Regions from separate parts of the Mus musculus genome. Here region 2 is linked to region 1. Evidence: chromatin loops called from intact Hi-C (ENCODE). Cell type or tissue: heart. All regions are shown on one strand.

Region 1 (8,000 bases):
TTATAGAGGGGGAGATGTAAAGGGCTGCAATCTACGTGCCGCCACTAGATGGTGCTAAACCTCATTGTGCGCAGCTGCGAGAGCACAGCCAGCCAAAGTCACCAGTCCATCTCCGAGGCTTTTGCCCAACCCCTGGGGGCTTTAACCTATCCCCAGGGTGCATGAGGATCATGGGTGTTGCTACCAGTCCTAGTTTAGACACGTCACCAAAAGTATTTAAGCCACACACTTTCTGAGCTTTCTTTGTCTACCTCAATATGATATAGAAGTAAAAGTTAACCGTGGAAGAATCTGGTGTGTCCTGTGTTTATTTCCCGCGGGACGGGGATAAGCTCGGGATAGGGAGGAATCAAGGAGATACAGCAGGGGAGTTGCTAAGAAGAGACTCTGCCCTGGTTGAAGAACTTCCTGAATCATCAGAGCCAAGCCCTTCTGGGGCTTCCCCAGAGCATTCTGAGATGCCCTGTGGTCAGGACACTGCAGATGCTTATCTCAGAGTGTTTACCCGTTTCCTTCTCAGACAATTTCTCTGTCTGTCTGTCTGTCTGTCTGTCTGTGTATCTGTATCCCTCTTTCCATCCCTCCTTCCTCCTTCCTTCTCCCCCTCCCACCTCCCTCCCCTTTTTCCTTTCTTTCTTCCTTTCTGGTAAGACTCTGAAAATGCAGGCAGTTTTCTGATGTATTCTGTAGCCAAGGATGCCTTTGAACTACTGATCCAATTGGATTGCCCTCCCCAGCACTGGGATTGCACACATGTTCCACCACAAGTCTGCCTGCCACTCAACTCACACTTGTTCTAGGAGGCCAGACCTCGGGTCTCCCAGACTCATGACTGAGGGAAGGAGGAGCTCTGGGTGACAGGTTTTGCTCCCCTCACTTTGTCTGTCTGTGGAGCGGTGATCACTGTGTTCATTCTGCCCTCAGTGACAAGGGCTACAGACACAACAAGACTGATGATGCACACATGAACTCTCAGAGTCCATGCAGCACACAGAGCATGCACAGGTTTACACCAGACAGATTCTCAACAGTGATGGGGTGTGTGTGTGGGGGGGAGGGGAGTAGACATGGGCTCTGACCTCTGACAAGTGAACTCTCTGTTGTTAATATGCACTGACAATGGAAAAATTGTATTTCTCCACTATTGTCTTGCTGGGTATATCAACCACACCTCAGGGCAGACTCCATGCCAGGAGTAACTAGCCAACACAATGATCTCAATTGTATTCTTGTGACATTTTCATTTTAGTTTGCATTGTTTGGAATCGTTTCTTTCTTATTGATCTTTTGCTTTTGCACATCTGTGAGCACACTGACTCCCACTCATACATGCAAAAGTGCACACCACACACACACACACGAACAATGAAAAGAGAAGAGGGTGAGCGTCACTCATTCAGTAAATGTAGTCCCAGGCGATCCAGGACTCCTTGGGATTTAAAGGTCGTTCAGCATTGAGGGGGGGGGAAGGCAGCGGCCCAGGCTCGCTAATTACAATAGGCATACTTCATATTCAGTAGATTCAGGTCTGACATATTTAAAATATAAATATTCAGCCAATTATGGTGGCACACACATGTAATCCCAGCACTCAGGAGGCGGAGGCAACAGATCTCTGAGTTCGAGGCCAGCCTGGTCTGCAGAGGAACACAAAGGACAGCCAAGGCCACACAGAGAAATCTTATGTAGAAAAGACTATAACCAAAATCAAACAAAAACAAAATGAACAGCGGCAACCAAAACTCCCCACAAGAACATGACGGAAGTATGGAAATCAATGTTCATTGTGGAGAGGGGTGGCTCACTCACGGATAGATCTAGAAGAGGGTGGAGGAAGGAAGGGGGAAGGGGATGAAGGGATTTCTCAACACATGCCTACAGTCACCTTCAGAAGCAGGAGAGAAAACTTGGAAAGAAACACAGATGCATCTTTGTGTGAGGAGGAGGGGGAAGCTATGCACACACAGAGCAGGAGACAGAGGTGAGGAGGAGGGGAAGCTATGCACACACAGAGCAGGAGACAGAGGTGAGGAGGAGGGGGAAGCTTTGCACACACAGAGCAGGAGACAGAGGTGAGGAGGAGGAGGAGGGGGAAGCTATGCACACACAGAGCAGGAGACAGAGGTGAGGAGGAGGGGGAAGCTATGAACACACAGAGCAGGAGACAGAGGTGAGGAGGAGGGGGAAGCTTTGCACACACAGAGCAGGAGACAGAGGTGAGGAGGAGGGGGAAGCTTTGCACACACAGAGCAGGAGACAGAGGTGAGGAGGAGGGGGAAGCTTTGCACACACAGAGCAGGAGACAGAGGTGAGGAGGAGGGGGAAGCTATGCACACACAGAGCAGGAGACAGAGGTGAGGAGGAGGGGAAGCTATGCACACACAGAGCAGGAGACAGAGGTGAGAGGAGGAGGGGGAAGCTATGCACACACAGAGCAGGAGACAGAGGTGAGGAGGAGGAGGGGAAGCTATGCACACACAGAGCAGGAGACAGAGGTGTGAGGAGGAGGGGAAGCTATGCACACACAGAGCAGGAGACAGAGGTGAGGAGGAGGGGGAAGCTTTGCACACACAGAGCAGGAGACAGAGGTGAGGAGGAGGGGGAAGCTATGCACACACAGAGCAGGAGACAGAGGTGAGGAGGAGGGGAAGCTATGCACACACAGAGCAGGAGACAGAGGTGAGAGGAGGAGGGGGAAGCTATGCACACACAGAGCAGGAGACAGAGGTGAGGAGGAGGAGGGGAAGCTATGCACACACAGAGCAGGAGACAGAGGTGTGAGGAGGAGGGAAAGCTATGCACACACAGAGCAGGAGACAGAGGCAGAAAGAGCTGAGACTGGGGATGTGGCCTGCAGAACCCCAGGAGGAATTCAAGTGACTGCAGCTAAGGAAACGCTTGTGGTGGACATTAATCTCTAGTTACGTATTCAGCACCACACAGCTCCTGTGGAGAAAATGGAGGGCAATTATCTGATTTTACTTCCATGAAGGATAAGGGGTAGCACTAAGAAAAGAACTGTGATGGAGCAGACTGACCAGAATCACACTGTGGAGAGAAAGGAGGACGGAACACATTGGCATGACAGAAGGCTAAGCATCTTTATAAATGATCCAAAAGCCAGTGGAATAACAAAACAGGAAGCTTTGCAGAAACAGTCACCTAGATATAGCTGGGGACTCCTGGTCTAGTATTAGCCTATGGGATATCTTAAAAATAGATACAGTCTTTAAGTTTCAAAAGTGCAGTAGAAACAAGTGCTGTCACCGGAGTTTTTTGTCTTAGCCATTCTGATTGTTGTAAGGTAGAATCTCAGGTCATTTTGATTTGCATTTCCCTGATCACTAAGGACTTTGAACATTTCTTTAAGTGCTTCTCCATCATTTGGGATTCCTCTGTTGTGAATTCTCTGTTTAGCTCTATACCTTATTTTGTGGTTGGGTTGTTTGGATTTTTGAAGCTTAGCTTCTTGAGTTCTTTATATATTTTGGATATTAACCCTCTATAGGATGTGGGGTTAGTGAAGTTTTGTCCCACTCTATAGGTTGCTGATTTGTCCTGACTACGTCCTTTGCCTTACAGAAGCTTTCCAGTTTTATGAGGTCCCATTTATCAATTCTGGATCTTAGAGCCTGAGCTCTAAGACATTGTTGGTGGGATTGCCAACTGATACAACTACTCTGGAAATCAATCTCGAGGATCCTCAGAAGTTTGGAAATAGATCAACCACAAAGACCCAGCTATACCACTCTTGGAATATACCCAAAAGATGCCCCACCATACCACAAATCCACTGTGTTCATAGAGGTCTTATCTGTGAAAGCCAGAAGCTGGAAACAACCCAGATGTCCCCCAATGGAAAAATGGATACAGAAAATGTGGGTCATTTACATAATGGGATAGTATTTAGCTATTAAGAATGAGGACATCATGAGTTTTGCAGGCAAATGGGTGCAACTAGAAAATATCCTGAGTGAGGTAACTCAGACACAAAAAGAGTAAAAGGCATGTGCCACCATAATCTGAGTGTATTTTAGTTCTTAGACAGGGTTTCACTGGGTAGTCCTCGGTGGTCTCTTCTCACAGACATGCAGCTGGCTGTACCTCCCCATCGCTGGGATAAAAGCCATTGCTACCACGCCCAGCCATGTTTACTATCACTTGATGTCTTGGCCTCTTTATTATCACTGGCAATGTTCTTTGCCCCCAAATCTGCCTCCATTTTATAATCGACTTGAGTTTTCTTTTGATTATGTAAAGATGGTCACTTTGAATCTGCTAGAGTATTTATCTTTAACATATTTTCTGAAGTTAACAGATAGCTGGGTCTGACCTCTTTTCAAATCTAATGTGACAAACCTGTACTTTAGCTTTTAGACCGATTACAGTACTTTCAATGCGACTAGTTTTATTATGAGGATCGTCTAGCCTGTCTAACAGACACAGTACGGTTGTTGCATAGCATGTGGTCCTCAGTCACATTTTCTATCTAGAGCATCCCTGCCTTTTTAAGGGCGAGAAAATCAGTTCCCCGCAGAACCGGAAGTAACTTTTACTCAAAGGAGGGCGCCTCCCCTTTAAGCGCGCACCCCCGTGGGAACTCCCACAAACCACTGGGCTCCGCTCGCAGATCTGGCATCCCCGCCCCCAAGAGCCGGGCTTCACGGGGGCTTTGCTGGTGATAACTGCATTTTTTAGGGTCACCACGCCGAAACTAGCGCATAGGCTTTTGGTGTTCTGGTGCCGCTAATGCGGAAGGTCCGATCTTTGTGGTCGGCGGAAGAAATTTCAGGTTGGCTTCGGTCTCCATGGAGTAAGGCCTGAGGCAGCCGGCTGGGAGTGGGCGTGTGCGGACGGTCGTATAGGGTCGCTGTTTGTTGATGTGATAGTGTGTGTGTGTGTGTGTGTCCACACCTTGATCTCTCTGCATTATCTGGGGCTCTGTGCGCGTCGCTTTCTGCTCCAACTTTCCCTCGCGACCACAGGAACCAAAGCAGAGGACTAAGTTTCAGTAAGGAGAGGTCAGGCTAGGTACAGACTTGAGCTTGGGAGGAGCATTTGGGGCTGAAAGTGCCACCGAGGGTGACCTAGGAGGGTGGTTACTTGTTGAATTCCATGACTTTCTCAGAGCCCTAGCTGTGTGAGTGTTGAGGGAACTGAAGGAAAGTGCTCAGTGCGGATGCTGCCAGAGCATGATGGGGATCTCATCCTTGCGCAGGCTCCCCGCGAAGGCCATCAGTCAAAAGGAGGGCTTGAGAAGGATGGGATCATTATTGCTGCCCATCTAAGAGTCAAGGATGAGTGTACTCTTCTTTTCTGTTTGAGAAATGAGTTTTCAATTTTATAATATGGAATTGTCAGTAAATGCAGGTAGGTGAACGTACACATTCATACCTCCACCGCTGTGGCCCTTACGTTGTCCCTGCCCTTAGGTCCTGGTGTTCACATGACCATTTCAATTACCCTTGACTTTTTCTCCCTAAATCACTTCCTTTCCCCACATTATAGACAGTGCTCATCTTGGGTTCATTGTCTGCAGGGTATGGCAGGACAAGGGAGTGTTAGAAAGAATGCAAATACTGGTTGTATATTTAAGGAAATGACTCATAAGCTCTAGTCTGTACAGTGTACATTTTAATCTCAGCATTTTGGGAGGCAGAAGCAGGAGGATCATTGTAAATTAAGGATCAGTTTGATCCACATAGCAAGTTCCAGGAGGGGTGTGCTACAAAATGAGAACCTGTTTCAAAACAAGGAGAAAACGAAATGAAGGTAATAATGAAGAGCAGAATTTTAAAATTTGTATTGTGTTCAGTGTGATAATTTTACAGAGCACAAGGTGGTCCTCACAGAGCCCAAGGCAGGACAGTTGTGTCAGCCCTGCGGAGGTTGAGAAACTCAGTTCTAGGATCAAAAGACCTAGGACACCCAGAACAAACTTAGCATTATTTTGTTCAAAATCTCCCATAATATGGAAAGAGGGAAACATATACTCACCTCCTGTGACAGGATGTTTTACAGCTAATTATCTTCATAAAGGATCATGGCTTGAGACAACATAAGTGTTATCATAGATGAGGGAAGGTTCTCAGGAGAGTGGTCCATGGTGCACAGTCCCATTCACTAACAGTGGGCACAGAATGCTGGACGCTGCCTGAGCATCACAGCTGCAGCCCCTCCAGCCTCGCTGTGCTTCAGCCCTGAGTTTACACAGGAGGGGCCACCTGGATGCTGTGAGCCCCTGTGAGCCTTGATAGGTGGGGTTCCAGTAGGAAGATCTGAGATCTGCGCACAGTAGGAGGAGCGGCCCAGGTGCAGGGCGAGCTGGAGCTCAGGGTGGAAGATGGATCCCTTCTGCTGGCCTCTTCTGGAGGAGTTCAAGGCAGATATGTTTGTGCCCTGCACTCCCACACTGCCCCCTTGGCCGTGGGTTGTCTGGGTTAGGAGGTGATCAGCTTTGTGTAGACTCCTGTGTGCTTCCAATTTGTGTGTGGGAGGCTGTGAGCGGTGGGAGGGGAGAGAGTGAGTGGGGAGGCTTGAGAAATAAGTGTAGTCGATGACATCACAGTGACAGAAGTCAGCCTGGGAACATCAAGTCACAATGCAGTGAATGGCTTTCTTTTTGTCCCCCAGGGGAGGAAGCCTGAAGAAGAATGGCCAGCTCTAGTTCCCAAGACATGGTCTGTGTAAGTTGTTTTTCTCTCTTGGACATAGAGTGACTTCAGGTTAGGTGACTCCTGCCCTCTTTCCCTCTTGAAGCTTCCCAAGGATCCGGATTCCCCCAGCCCAGTCTGCCCCTTTCCAGTGAGGGCTGGCAGGTCTGAGCACTTCCTGTCTGTGCTTCTTCCCAGCGTGCACTGCGGTTGTCTTTGAATGCATTTCTCCACGTGTGCTCTCTGCTTGGTCTGTGCTCAGGGAGGACTGTCCCTGCAGTGGAGGTGTCAGTCCCACAGGGAAACAGGGGCCTTGGGGGCTTCAGAGCTTTGAGGGGATGGTCTCATTGAGTGCCCTGGGAAACCTGATTGACATCTGTGGTGTTGTCAGCCTGGTGATGAATTGTTGGAGAGTTTCCCCTATGCATGGGTGTGAGGAGATGACTTCCCCGAGGAAGCCTTAGGGGAGAGTCCAGGTGTCAGAGGGAAAGGTCATCCAGGCTGTGATAGGGAGGTGACTGCAGTCTCCAGAGTCAAGAAGGACCTGAGACACATTGTTTCTTGGAAGGTTTTGTTTTCATTCATGGAAAGAAAGAAAGAAAGAAAGAAAGAAAGAAAGAAAGAAAGAAAGAGGTTAAGCCTAACATGTACATAATATGTACTTATACTTAGTAAGTTTATGGCCTCTTGCATAGTGTATAAAATCATTCTTATGACAACAAATGTTAATGACATCATGTGATAGTATGATAAACTCAAGGACTCACAGCATTCCTTATGTGTTTTACCCTGACCCCAGGTGACATTTCCCTTCTGTGGGTATAGCCTGAGGGATGTGGGTGGAGTGGAGAGGCACAGGTATTGGCTATGTAGGTGGGCACAGTCGTCGTTTATGGGGGGCTCATGCAGTCAGGTGCCTTGAGCATTTCCTTATGGCTCCCTTCCCACGCTTGAGTCCTTTCCCTCCTGGTTTCCATCTTGAAAGCTTCCCCAGTTTCACTCTCCTTGTGTTTGCTCTTTCAGGGGTCAGTGACATTTAGGGATGTGGCTGTTGACTTCTCTCAGGAGGAGTGGGCCTGCCTGGATGCTACTCAGAAGGTCTTATACAGGGACATGATGTTGGAGACCTACAGCAACCTGGTCTCAGTGGGTAAGCCTGTGCCCCATGGATGGGGGATGTGTCCTCTACACTGTGGGCTTTCCTCACTCTGAATTAAAGGACAGTGCCATCTTTCCAGTGGTAGCTGAAGCTGGGATGGAGGCCGATTCCTGTCATTGCTTCTCTGAGAAGGCTGAGGCAGGAAGATTGCTGTGAGTGCAACATCACCCTCAGATACATCCTGAGTT
Region 2 (8,000 bases), 70 kb after region 1:
GAGTGATCTCAATTTAATTTCATGAGACAGGACCTCTCACTCAACCTAGAGCTCGGTGAGAGAATCTCCGAGGGATGTGAAAAGCAGCCACTTCATGAAGATCCTAGCTTCAACCCTACAAAGCTCACACTCTTCCTTTAGGAGGGAGGACGAGGTCAGCTATCTCTTTTTAAAATTCTATTGCTTAAAATTTATTTTATGTTCTATGTATGTGACGATCTGTCTGCATGTGTGTCTGAGCACCACATGTGACTACAGTGGCCATGGAGACCAGAAGAAGGCATCAGACCCCCTGGAACTAGAGTCACACCTAGTGGTACTGAGAACTGAACATGGATCCTCTACAATTGTCTAGCCTCTGATTCTAGTTATGCAAGACAGCACTGTCCTTTAATTCAGAGTGAGGAAAGCCCACAGTGTAGAGGACACATCCCCCATCCATGGGGCACAGGCTTACCCACTGCGACCAGGTTGCTGTAGGTCTCCAACATCATGTCCCTGTATAAGACCTTCTGAGTAGCATCCAGGCAGGCCCACTCCTCCTGAGAGAAGTCAACAGCCACATCCCTAAATGTCACTGACCCCTGAAAGAGCAAACACAAGGAGAGTGAAACTGGGGAAGCTTTCAAGATGGAAACCAGAAGGGAAAGGACTCAGCGTGGGAAGGAAGCCATAAGGAAATGCTCAAGGCACCTGACTGCACGAGCCCCCCATAAACGACGACTGTGCCCACCTACATAGCCAATACCTGTGCCTCTCCACTCCACCCACATCCCTCAGGCTATACCCACAGAAGGGACATGTCACCTGGGGTCAGGGCAAAACACATAAGGAATGCTGTGAGTCCTTGAGTTTATCATACTATCACATGATGTCGTTAACATTTGTTGTCATGAGAATGACTTCTATAAACTATATACCATTCCATATTATAATTTTTGGTCAAAACAAAACAAACTAACAAAAAACCTTTCAGGTGGTCAGCATGTCTCCTCAGTCTTCCATAACTCCCAGGGTCATTAGCCTAACAACACCACAGATGTCAATCAGGTTTCCCAGGGCACTCAATGAGACCATCCCCTCAAAGCTCTGAAGCCCTCAAGGCCCCTGTTTCCCTGTGGGACTGACACCTCCACTGCAGGGACAGTCCTCCCTGAGCACAGACCAAGCAGAGAGCACACGTGGAGGAACGCATTCAAAGTCAACCGCAGTGCACGCTGGGAAGAGGCACAGACAGGAAGTGCTCAGACCTGCCAGCCCTCACTGGAAAGGGGCAGACTGGGCTGGGGGAATCCGGATCCTTGGGAAGCTTCAAGAGGGAAAGAGGGCAGGAGTCACATAACCTGAAGTCACCCTATGTCAAAGAGAAAACTGTCAACTTACACAGACCATGTGTTGAGAACTGGAGCTGGCCATTCTTCTTCAGGCTTCCTCTCCTGGGGGACAAAAAGAAAGCCATTCACTGCATTGTGACTTGATGTTCCCAGGCTGACTTCTGTCACTGTGATGTCATCGACTACATTTATTTCTCAAGCCTCCCCACTCACTCTCTCCCCTCCCACCGCTCACAGCCTCCCACACACAAATTGGAAGCACACAGGAGTCTACACAAAGCCAATCCCCCCCTAACCCAGACAACCCACGGCCAAGGGGGCAGTGTGGGAGTGCAGGGCACAAACATGTCTGCCTTGAACTCCTCCAGAAGAGGCCAGCAGAAGGGACCCATCTTCCACCCTGAGCTCCAGCTCGCCCTGCACCTGGGCCGCTTTTTTTTTTTTTTTTTTGTAGAGACAGGGTTTCTCTGTGTAGCCCTGGCTGTCCTGGAACTCATTCTGTAAACCAGGCTGGCCTGGAACTCAGAAATTCACCTGCCTCTACCTCCCAAGTGCTAGGATCAAAGGTGTGCACCACCACTGCCCAGCAATCGCATTGTTTCTCACACTCCCTTGTCCTGCAGAACACTGAGGGGAATGAACCCAAGATGGCCTCACAGAGCAACAACTAAAGCACACCAGGCCCTTAGGATATGGCGGCATTGCACTAACAGGCTTCACCACAGGCATCCTAAGGTTCCTGACAGGCCTGGAGAGCCTGAGGGGACAGAACCAAGACTTCAACCTGATACCACAGATCCACACCCACTATCAGCCACGGACGGCATTGCTCATCTGGATCTGGCCAGTGTTACCCATTACACACACACACACACACACACACACACACACACACACTCAGAAAATCACTAGCTCTCAAAGATGCCAAATTCAGTGCTATCACTTTCCCAGCTGAAATGGTGAACAGACATAGTCAACCACCTGCAGTTTTCTGCTGCTTTGAGAGGCAGGCCTGTAAAGATAGGATGAGTGATGCCATTGAAATAGGCGCCAATTTAACAGATCGGGATGTAAAAGCCCTAACGCTAACCTCTGGAGACTCCTATCTATAATTTGTTCAGAAAAAGAAGTGATTGTAGAGAGACGATGTCAAGGGATGTCATTGGAAGGATAATGCGAATACTAAGTGGAAAGGGAAGGGACAATGTAAGGGACACAATGGTGGAGGTATCAATTTGCCTGTCCCTCCTTCAGTTACTGACAATTCCATATTCTAAAACTAAAACCTCATTTTCAAACAAAGCACAAGCTCATTCTTTAATCTTTGATGTGCAGCAATAAAGTCCTTATTCTACTTCAGCCCTCCTTTGTAATGGCTGAGGCACGGAGCCTGAATAAGCGCGAGATCCCAGACTATATCTGAGAGCATCCTCAGGGAGCACTTTCTGCTACTCTGTCAACACTCACGTGGCTAGGATAGGGCTCTGGGAAAGTCCTGGGGCTCAACAAGTAGCTGCCTGCTCTCTTAAGCAACCCTGGAGACTCTTCCGGCCTGAAATGCTCCTCCCATGCTCAACTCTGGGCCTCAGGGAAAGCTTCCCTTCAGTGCGGACTCTTCTCTCAGAAGCTTGGTCCTCTGCTTCAGCCCCTGTGGCCAGGGGAGAAAGTAGGAGCAGAGAGCAACAAGCCGGGTGACACTGGGTGACAGAGATAATGCAGAGAGCTCAAAGTGTGCACACTCGGACAGACAGACACACACACACACCACCACCACCACCACCACCACCACCACCTGCAGCAGCACCGTCCCCCCACACATAAATACACAACCACCCCACACCGCGGTCCACATCCACACCCAGCCGGCTGGTTCCCGCCTTACGTGGAGACCGAAGCCAACTAGAGATTTCTTCCTCCGACCAGAAAGATCGGACTTTCCGCATTAGCGGCACCAGGACACCCAGAGCCTATCCACTACTTCTTGCCATGGTGGCCCTGAAAACTACAGCCCTCGCTACCGGAGATCCGAGAAGCCCAGGGCTCCAGAGAGATCCCAGCATGCAACTTGGCCCAGCCCATTTGAGAGCTGCGTCCTGTGGCTTGTGAGAGTTCCCAGGGGGAGGGGGGTACTCCCCGACTTTAAAGGGGAGGCTCCCTCCTGTGATCAAAATAGTTCCGGGTTCTACTAGTAACTGATTTTCTCTCCTGTGGAGCTGACAGACAAACTGAAGTTTTAAAGTTCAAAAGAAGTAAGATCAAATCAGGCTGTAATTGGCTGTATCTTTGCTTGAGACTGAGTGGGATTCCACCTCGCTGTGCTCTGGTGGGGACTATGGTAAATTGGAAAAGACTGAACTAAAGAATTGTTGGGTTTGAACGTGGGTAGTTTAGCGATTTCAGAGAGAAACAGAAGTTCTAGACACTCCCAGGGTTCATTGTCGCTGTGTTGGAGTTCAGGAAGTCGCCACTCAAACCTTATATACATACACCAATCTCAGTTAAGCAAGACTAGTGTATTAAACACGTACCATAATACTGGAGTTCAGGACTGCAAAAAGGACTCGGGAGCCTAATTGTAGTACTGGTCTGCTCTCAGGGTAGGCTTTTTATATGAGAAACCAGGTTCAAACGTTTAAAGGGCAGGGAGGGGAGCTGTTGGCTTCCTAGGCAAAGTATATTTTTAGCAACCTTTAAGCTGATAGGACCTGAGTAAGGTGGGGGGTGGATGGGTGGTGAACTGGGGAATTTCAGAACAGTGAGATAACAGAACATGAGTATTAAAACTTTTTGGCTTATTAGCAGCATTCTTCAATGTCAGCCCCAAAAAAAAAAAAAAAAAAAAAAAAAAAAAAAAAAAAAAAAAAAACACTGAGCTCATATGCAGGTACAGGAAGAGCTGCCCAGTGGTCAGCTTTACTCAAGATATTTTAGACATAACAGTTGCTATTTACCTTTGATTCAATGGGTCCTACATACAGCTTTGTGAAATAAGATAAGCAAACCTCATACAGATCATTGAGAGCACACAGAACAAAACAGGGTATGTGGCCAGCGTGTCCCTGAGCTCAGTCACTTCTCTATGTCAGTGACTGGCAGGCATGTTACAGCAACACTGTGAAATAGCTGGCAGGCATAGAACAGAATGGCTGCAGCTATGCTGGGGAGCAGGGGAGTCAGACCATAGCATCTGTTATCTAGACGGGAGAATGTGAGTGAGAGCCAGATCGGTATGCATCAACAGAGCTGTGCCCATTAGGCAGTCACTTACATCATGTTGGACTGAGTGGATGAAGGACTAGCATGTCCAGGTAGCCTAAACAAAAACATACACGTGTTTTTAGAAAACCCTATTTATTGTAACGTGACACTATTGAACTTTCAAAACTACTTTTGTTGTCTCCTGTATTTACACGAATTTTCCAGAATGTGAGTAAACAAATGTTGACGAGACTAGACCACGCTAGTAATAAAAGTAACCGCAGTAAAATGTAAATTATCTAAACGCCGAAGTATAGGTTTGTCACATTAGATTGAAAAACAAGTCAGACCCAGCCATGTGTTTACTACAGAAAAAATGTTAAAGATAAATACTCCAGCAGATTCAAAGTGACCATCCTCACATAGTCAAAAGGAGACTAAATTTGATTTTAAAGTCGAGGCAGATTTTGGGCCAAAGGACATTGCCAGTGATAATAAAGAGGGCAAGTCAGTCATCAAGTGACAGTAAACATGGCTGGGCGTGGTAGCAATGCCTTCTATCCCAGCAATGGGGAGGCACAGCCAGCTGCATGTCTGTGAGAAGAGGCCACCGAGGGCTACCCAGTGAAACCCTAAGAACTAAAATACACTCAGATTATGGTGGCACATGCCTTTAATCCAAGGCCTAGGGAGGCAGAGCCAGGAGAATGTCTGTGAGTTCAAGGCCAGCCTGGTCTACAGAGTGAGTTACAGGACAACCAGTACTACACAGGAAAACTGTCTCGAAAAACCAAAAACCAAAACCAAAACAAGCAAACTAAAATAAACTCTGAGTATACTCCTAATACCACACCTTTATAACACGAAGACGGGGAAAACATACTAGAACAATAAGAAATAACAACCAAATCCAGTATCGCATACATAAGTTTTCAGCCTCAATAACTGACAGAAGAAATCCAGAAAAGCAACAGAGCAGAGTTGATTTGGACAGCATCATCACCTATGAATGCAAGTGAATAAAAATGGAGACAGTTAAACTTAAATGGAATCAGGGTGACTGTGTGTTCCTGTCCACACACCTGTGGCAGAAATGCTCATCACCTGAAGATGTTTCTGTTTAAAGCTTCCTTTTTTTCATGCTATTTTTTGAAAAATATAAATACCAGCACTTATAAAAAAAATAAAGACTCCATCTATTTTAAGATATCCAACAGGCTGATTACTAATGCAGACACTGTAGGCAAGGAGTCCCCAGCCCAACCCAGGTAACTGCTTCTGCAAAGCTTGGGTTTTGTTTCACTGGCTTTTGGATCACTTATAAAGATGCTTAGCCTTCTGCCATGCCAATGTGTTCTGTCCTCCTTTCTCTCCACAGTGTGATTCTGGTTGGTCTGCTCCATCTCTCCTGTGTCACAGTTCTTTTCTTAGTGCTACCCCTTATCCTTCATGGGGAACAAATTAGGTAATTGGGCTCCCCTTTTCTGTATAGCTGCTGTGTGGAATTTGGGGTAGCTGGATACATAACTAGGGAGATGAATGTGCACCATCAATGTTTCATTAGCTACAAATTCCTGCTGGAATCCCTGCTGGGGTTCTGTCCATCCTCAGTTCTCAGCTCTTTCCGCCTTTGTCTCCTGCGATACATAACTTCATCCTCCTCACACAAAGATGCATCTCTCTCTTTTCAAATAGTCTTCTGTCCTGCTTCTGAAGGTGACAGCGGCCATGTGTTGAGAAATCCCTGCATTCCCTTCCCCCTTCCTGATCCTCACTTCACACCCATCCTCTTCTAGATCTGAGTTACTGCCCCTCTCCACAATGAACATTGGTTTTCATACTTCTGTCATGTTCTCGCATGGGGTTTTATTATTATTGCTTGGTTTTGTTTGGTTGGTTTTCTTGAAACAAGGATTTCTCTGGGTGGCCTTGGATGTTCTAGAACTTTCTCTGTAGACCAGGCTGGCCTTCTGAGTGCTAAAATTCAGGTGTGCATCATCACCTGGCTGGATCTTATGTTTTAAATAATGTCACACCTTGTGGTGCTTTGAATAAAAATCAGACTCATAGGGAGTGGCATTATTGGGAATGTGGCCTGAGAGGAGTATGTGGGGCTCTGTGGGAGGAAAGGTGTCACAGGGGTGAGCTTGTACTTTTTAGAAGCTCAAGCAAGGCTTAGTGTCTCTGTCTCCCTGCTGCCTTGGGTCCAGAGGTTCTTAGTAACCTCTCCAGAACCACGTGTGCCTGAGTGCTGCCATGCTTCCCAACACAATGATAATGGGCTAAACCTCCCAACTGTAAGCAAGCCCCACTTAAGAGTTGCTGTGGTCATTGTCTTGTCACAGCAATATAAAACCTCAAGTCAGACATACCTCAGTCTAAGGAATCTTAAGTGTGCCTGTAGTAATTAAACAGCCTGGGTTGCTGCCTTCCATCTGCATCAATGCTGAGCTCCCTTTAAACCCCATGAAGTTCTGGATGACCTGTGACAATGACACTTATTGATTCCATGCTGTTCATTCCCTTCTCTTTTTTCTCCATTTTTCATGTGTGTGGTGTCACTGTTTGTATGTGTGAGGGGGTTTGTGTGTGTGCAGAAATGCACAAGCAAAAGACCAATAAGACAAAATCAAAATTGACCAAGCAATGCAAAATAAACAAAAAGGTCACAAAAATACCACCAAGTTTATTTTGTGTGGGCCCTGAGGTGTTGATACACCCAGTGAGACAGCATTGGAGACACCTGATTTTTATTTGCTAGCAGGTGTCAATTACAGATAGTTCACTGGTTAGGGGTGGGAGCCCATGGTTCCCCCCACCCCCCATTGTTGAGACTGTCTTCCTTGAACCTGCACACACTGCATGGACTCTTGAGAGTTCATAATGTGCATCTGTTGTGTCTGGAAGTCAGTATTTCCTTGAAGACACCCTTTGGCTCTTGCAATCTTCCTGCCTTCTCTTGTCTGTAGATCCCTGAGCCTTTAGGCTTGTGTATTTATTTTGCTTTTCTTTTCCAAGATATCCTGGATTTCATACATGAAACCCGGGCTTGCCTTAAATGCCTGGTAATTCTCCTACCTCATCCTCTCATATTCTGGAATTACAGGCAAAAGTCACCACACCTAGCTTCAATCCTTAAAGCAAAGGACTCTGAATTGTAGGCATCCAGCTTTTTCTCCTAGACATTAGAGCCACCAGGGCTTTGTTGTTGCTGCCAATGGAACAATGGCAGAGTCAGGTTCTTCATGTAGGGCCCCTCACAGTTTAACTATCAGTATTCTGTGTCCTGACCCTGTAGGGAGGATAGAACAACTTTGTTTCCAGTCACGTTTGGCAGCATCCTGGGACAGTCAATCTAGACTGTTAGAATGCTGGGAAAAGGTTGTCAGGAGACTTCCTAGATTTCTGAGGATAAGAGACATTTTCAACAGAGTATCTTCTCTGAACCGACTTCCCAAATTCTCGTTC

What was found. A loop is a pair of places that touch in the nucleus more often than their neighbours do. Peaks named below come from ENCODE experiments on the same cell type or tissue, not always from the same donor. Only the 100,000 strongest peaks of a DNase experiment are listed, where the experiment ranks them.
Region 2: a loop joins it to region 1, with 5 times the contacts of the local background. A loop is called at or near these places in 9 of 42 quality-filtered maps.

What each region holds. Positions count from the first base shown.
Region 1 is chr7:27,926,087-27,934,086 of GRCm38, reverse strand. Zfp974 (zinc finger protein 974) reads left to right here and starts at 4,629. Exons shown (of 5, transcript NM_001374027.1): 1 at 4,629-4,792; 2 at 6,634-6,686; 3 at 7,677-7,803. The coding sequence starts at 6,654. It overlaps Gm26891 (a long non-coding RNA gene), which reads right to left and starts at 7,679. Exons shown (of 2, transcript XR_881914.3): 1 at 5,998-7,679; 2 at 5,613-5,740. In heart, no CTCF peak of the experiment used is centred here; a DNase peak (open chromatin) is centred at 4,616; H3K4me3 peaks cover 2,029 bases; H3K27ac peaks cover 1,047 bases; H3K27me3 peaks cover 272 bases.
Region 2 is chr7:27,855,973-27,863,972 of GRCm38, reverse strand. It overlaps Zfp59 (zinc finger protein 59), which reads right to left. Exons shown (of 5, transcript NM_011762.3): 5 at 7,199-8,000. It overlaps Zfp607a (zinc finger protein 607A), which reads right to left and starts at 3,388. Exons shown (of 5, transcript NM_001024726.2): 1 at 3,217-3,388; 2 at 1,384-1,436; 3 at 458-584. The coding sequence starts at 1,416. In heart, no CTCF peak of the experiment used is centred here; DNase peaks (open chromatin) are centred at 2,852 and 3,402; H3K4me3 peaks cover 2,538 bases; H3K27ac peaks cover 2,423 bases.